Linked DNA regions of Homo sapiens: region 2 is linked to region 1. The links are chromatin loops, found by intact Hi-C in ENCODE. Cell type or tissue: heart right ventricle. All regions are shown on one strand.

The links. Hi-C counts contacts between places; a loop is a spot of excess contacts. Peaks named below come from ENCODE experiments on the same cell type or tissue, not always from the same donor. Only the 100,000 strongest peaks of a DNase experiment are listed, where the experiment ranks them.
Region 2: a loop joins it to region 1, with 6 times the contacts of the local background. A loop is called at or near these places in 1 of 110 quality-filtered maps.

What each region holds. Positions count from the first base shown.
Region 1 is chr4:18,581,433-18,583,932 of GRCh38, forward strand. All of the region lies in intron 1 of LOC105374510 (a long non-coding RNA gene), which reads left to right. Among named protein-coding and RNA genes, the nearest start is that of LCORL, 560 kb to the left of the region's middle. In heart right ventricle, no CTCF peak of the experiment used is centred here; no DNase peak of the experiment used is centred here; H3K27me3 peaks cover 463 bases.
Region 2 is chr4:17,911,063-17,913,562 of GRCh38, forward strand. All of the region lies in intron 4 of LCORL (ligand dependent nuclear receptor corepressor like), which reads right to left. It also overlaps the pseudogene KRT18P63. Among named protein-coding and RNA genes, the nearest start is that of NCAPG, 100 kb to the left of the region's middle. In heart right ventricle, no CTCF peak of the experiment used is centred here; a DNase peak (open chromatin) is centred at 1,077.

The DNA.
Region 1 (2,500 bases):
TTTGTCAGGGAAGACTGACTACATAATGAATAACCCCCGATTTTCAGATGCTTAATTTAGAAAAGATTTTCAAGGCATGTCACAATTCATTCTGAGTTGGTATAGAGTCATATAGTCATTAAAGCCTCAGGCTCTTTCCAACTAGGTGCTCCAGTATCCACTGAGCCTCAGGGGCCTCCGTTAGATCATTTGAATATGACTAGGAGATGCAATAATAGAGCTTGGAGGATTGCACAGGATGTTTCATGAGCCAGGTTTGGGGTGGCAGTGATCACACACACCACATTCCTTTGGCCAGATTTTAGTCAAATGGCCACAAAACTTCAAGAGAGGCTAGGAACTATGGTCTGGCTACCTGCTCAGATATTCTCCTGCTTGCATCCATATAACAAAGTTACTAAAGTTAAACATGAATGGCTGACTTATAAGAACATGGATGGATTAGGAAAAGCATAAAGCATGAAGGTTTTTGCTTTTGTTTGTTATTTTAATCACAACACTGATGAAAAAATATCTCAACACTGCCTTTTATTTCTGAGGAGATCATAGGCACTTTATTCAGTTCCTCAAAGGCCCTTTCTGTAGAGTAGGAGAATCTATTTCAAGGGTTTTACAGGGAACTAGAGGAGCTCACATGTGTTTAGCGTCATGCACAATACTTGGCAATAACCTTGGGTACCAAAGGTTAATGCCCTTTCCCTAGCATCCCTTTCTTCTGAAGCTTTCTCTTTAAAAATCTGGGGACACACCTTTGTCACAGAAGTAAACTTGTCAGCTCAGCAATTAAAGTAATAAAATAATGCTTCTACCCCCCAGTGAGAAGGATGCCTTCTCCTTTCCTGAATTGGCAAGCTTTCAATTTCAGTATTATATTTTAAATTGTGCACATTTTAAGAATGTAAAAAAATCACCAGGTGTGTTCATTTTTTAACAAAATTAAGAAATACTCACATTTGGTCTAGCTAGATTAAACAAAAAAAAAGTTATCATAATGAAACCTTGTCTACAGAAGCCCCAAATAGCCTTTTAAGTGGGTCAGAAAACCTTGATTTTAGCCTTGTTTATTTGGTTGGAGCTTTCCACACAGATCTGTCCTTTAACATTTAGTTAGGACAATGATGAGACACAAAGTCACATAAAGGAGGCAATTCTTCTTCAATTTTTTCTTCAACCTGAGGCAAGAACTTCTGGAGTCCCTTTAGGTTTACAGGTCTACATTTTTTGTTCATTTGTACATTTTATTATTCAGCCATAGTAATCACATCTCCTTAACCTACAGAGAAGTTCCTACTGTAACTTATAAGGATATCAGCCTAAATTAGGTTCTAAAACTAATGAAACTTAGCAATTCTCTGACAGTACCTGAATAATAATCTCAGCTCAATGAACACAGAAAAGTTCCATTTTACTATGAATGAAGAAAGCCTATGAATAATGGGTGGAAAATGAATCATAACACAAGCACTAGCAACTCAAGCCTTACATTTCCCCCATTGAGGCACCTGCTGGGGATTGTTTTCCTCCCTTAAGAGAGAAATCTCGTATTTAACAGTGGGAGTTCATCACATAATGTTCCCTTGAGATTTCTGAGTCATTTTAAAATTTCTGGTGAACTGAGAAATCACCAAAACATATATTAGTGGTAATAATAGAAACTGTCATCTAATTGGCACTTACTTGGTGCTAGAGGCTGAGGTGGTGCATCACAGCTGGTGGAGATGAGGTTTCAACTCCAACTGGGTGACTCCAAAAATTCCTACTCCTACACTACCTGCCTCAGGGGACAGAGGAAGACAAAGGAACATTGGGGCCGGATTCTACAATTGTTCCACTCACTTCCTCCGGGACTGAAGGAATCAGTTTATCTCTCCAGGCCTTCTGCTTCTCACTTCTAAAATGAAGATAAATAAAAATACTCCGAAAAATATAGTTCTCCTACTTATGTAGGTTATTATGTAAAGTCTTGATTCATTTGAGGCTCTAGATAAATCAGATTTGGAATTCATTGCATTTCATTCTGTGAGTTATGGCTTAATTGGATCTGACATTTACTGAGCACCTGCCATGGGCCAAAACTCACTTTGATGTTTCATAGAAGCCAAAAATATAAATAAGCTGTGTCTTGGTCAGCAGGAGACTCTTGATTGCAGGTGATAAGAACTAAACAACAATGACAATAATAAGCAATAGAAATGGATTGGCTTCCCTAATTGAAAGTTAAGGAATGTCATCCACACAGTCCATGAAGCCAGCAGGACTTGGTCTCTCCATCTGTCAGCTCTGTTTTCCTAGAGTTGTGTGTTTTTACAGGTGAAATGGTGATGTGCAGTTCTCAGCTCACATCCTTCTAGTTTAACAGCTAGCTGAACAACTCACGCATAAAAGAATACAACTTGACTGTATTTTTTTTGTTTGTTTTACCAACTCTGCACCAATTTCAGATGTCTTTCTCATTGGCCTGGATTGGGTCGCATGCCTGCCCCTGAACTAATCCCTAAAG
Region 2 (2,500 bases), 670 kb before region 1:
GTTTCTACATTCATTAAGACAGAAATAATAATAGAACCTGGGATACTATTTATGGGGCTTGCTCACTGGATGCTGTAAGGATTATATGAGATTGTAGATAAAATACTTAACTCTGTACTTGGCATATTAATAGTCCAGTAAATGTTAGCTGTTAGTAGAAATAATATGACAAAAAAAAAGATGCAGGCTGAGCACTTATATTTTATTTAAATCACCAAATGGCAAATAAGTAAAAGTACGAGGGGTCTTCAAAGTTCATGGAAAACGCATATTATAAAAAACCTATGCATAGGTTTCAAAAATGTTTTGCACCAAAATAAACTACTAACTTGTTATAACATGTGTAAACGGCATCTAGTTTGAGGCACTAAGAAGGATAAGACATCAGTCTGAAAACATCCAGTATCAGTGCAACATGAGTTCTGCTAAAATTGAAGCAAGAACAAATATTAACTACACGGTAAAGCTTGGGTGGAAGAATGGTAAAATCACTGGTAATTTTGAAAAAGCTTATGAGGATAATGGCCTAAAGAAATCAGCAGTTTAAAAATGGATAACTTGGTCGTTGGCAAAGTCTGAGTCCTGTCCTCTCACTCTCCTCCCTGGACAGCATGAGCTTCACCACTTGCTCCACCTTCTCCACCAGCTACTGTTTCCTGGACTCCGTCCAAGCGCCCAGCTATGGTGCCTGGCTGGTCAGCAGCGTGGCTGGCGTCTATGCAGGTGCCGGGAGCTCTGGTTCCCTGATCTCCATGTCCTGCTCCACCAGCTTCCAGGGCGGCTTGAGGTCCGGGGACCTGGCCGTGGGGATGGCCGGGGGTCTGGCAGGAAAGGGAGGCATCCAGAACGAGGAGGAGACCATGCAAAGTCTGAATGGCCAGACCATGCAAAGCCTGAATGACTGCTTGGCCTCCTACCTGGACAGAGTGAGGAGCCTGGAGACCAAGAACTAGAAGTTAGAGACCAAAATCTGGGGGCACCTGGAGAAGAAGGGACCCCAGGTCAGAGACTGGAGCCATTACTTCAAGACCACCAAGGACGTGAGGGCTCAAATTTTCGCAAATACTGTGGACAATGCCCGCATTGTTCTGCAGATCGACAATGCCCGTCTTGCTGCTGATGACTTTAGAGTCAAGTATGAGACAAAGCTGGCCGTGCGCCAGTCTGTGGAGAGCAACATTATGGGCTCCTGCAAGGTCACTGATGAAACCAATGTCACTTGGCTGCAGCTGGAGACACAGATCGAGGCTCTCAAAGAGGAGCTGCTCTTCATGAAGAACCATGAAGAGGAAGTAAAAGGCCTACAAGCCCAGATTGCCAGCTCTAGGGTGACTGCGGAGGTAGATGCCACTAAATCTCAGGACCTTGCCAAGATCATGGCAGACATCTGGGCCCAATACGATGAGCTGGCTCAGAAGAACCGACAGGAACTAGACAGGTTACTGGTCTCAGCAGATTGAGGAGAGCACCACAGTCATCACCACACAGTCTGCCGGAATTGGAGCTGCTGAGATGGTGCTCGTGCAGCTGAGACTTACAGTCCAGTCCTTGGAGATGGACCTGGACTTGATGAGAAATCTGGAGGCCAGCTTGGAGAATGGCCTGAGGGAGGTGGAGGCCTGCTATGCCCTGCAGATGGAGTAGCTCAATGGGCTCCTCCTGCACCTGGAGTCGGAGCTGGCACAGACCCGGGCAAAGAGGCAGCACCAGGCCCAGGAGTACGAGGTCCTGCCAAACATCAAGGTCAAGCTGGAGGCTAAGATCGACACCTGCTGGAAGATGGCGAGGACTTCAATCTTGGTGATGCCCTGGACAGCAGCAATTCCATGCAAAACATCCAAAAGACCACCAGCCACCGGATAGTGGATGGCAAAGTGGTGCCCGAGACCAGTGACACCAAAGTTCTAAAACATTAAGCCAGCAGAAGTAGGGTCCGCTCTGGGGAGGAGGAGGCCAATAAAAAGTTCAGGGGTCAAAAAAAATGGACAACTCATTTTAAAGGATGAGATGATGTTGAAGATAAAGCCTGCAGTGACGGAACATCCGCATCAATTTGTGAGGACAAAAATCCATTTTGTTTGCATCCCAACTGAAGAGGACTGGTGATTAACAACAGGAATGACAGTCAACACCACAGACATCTTGACGGACGTTAGCTTACACAATTCTGACTCAAAAATTAAAGCTGAGATTTCCACTCAATGGGTGCCAAGACCATTGCGACCAGATCAGTTGCAGACAACAGCAGAGCTTTCAATGAAAAATTTAAACCAGTGGGTTCAAGAGAAGCATGTCTTCAAAGAATTGTAAAAGGTGATGAAACACGGCTTTACCAATATAATCCTGAAGATAAAACACAATTAAAGCAATGGCTACCAAGAGGTGGAAGTGGTCAAGTCAAAGCCAAAGCAGACCGGTTAAGAGCAAAGGTTATGGCAACAGTTTTTTGGAATGTTCAAGGCATTTTGCTTTTGACTTTCTGGAGGCCCAAAGAAATAAC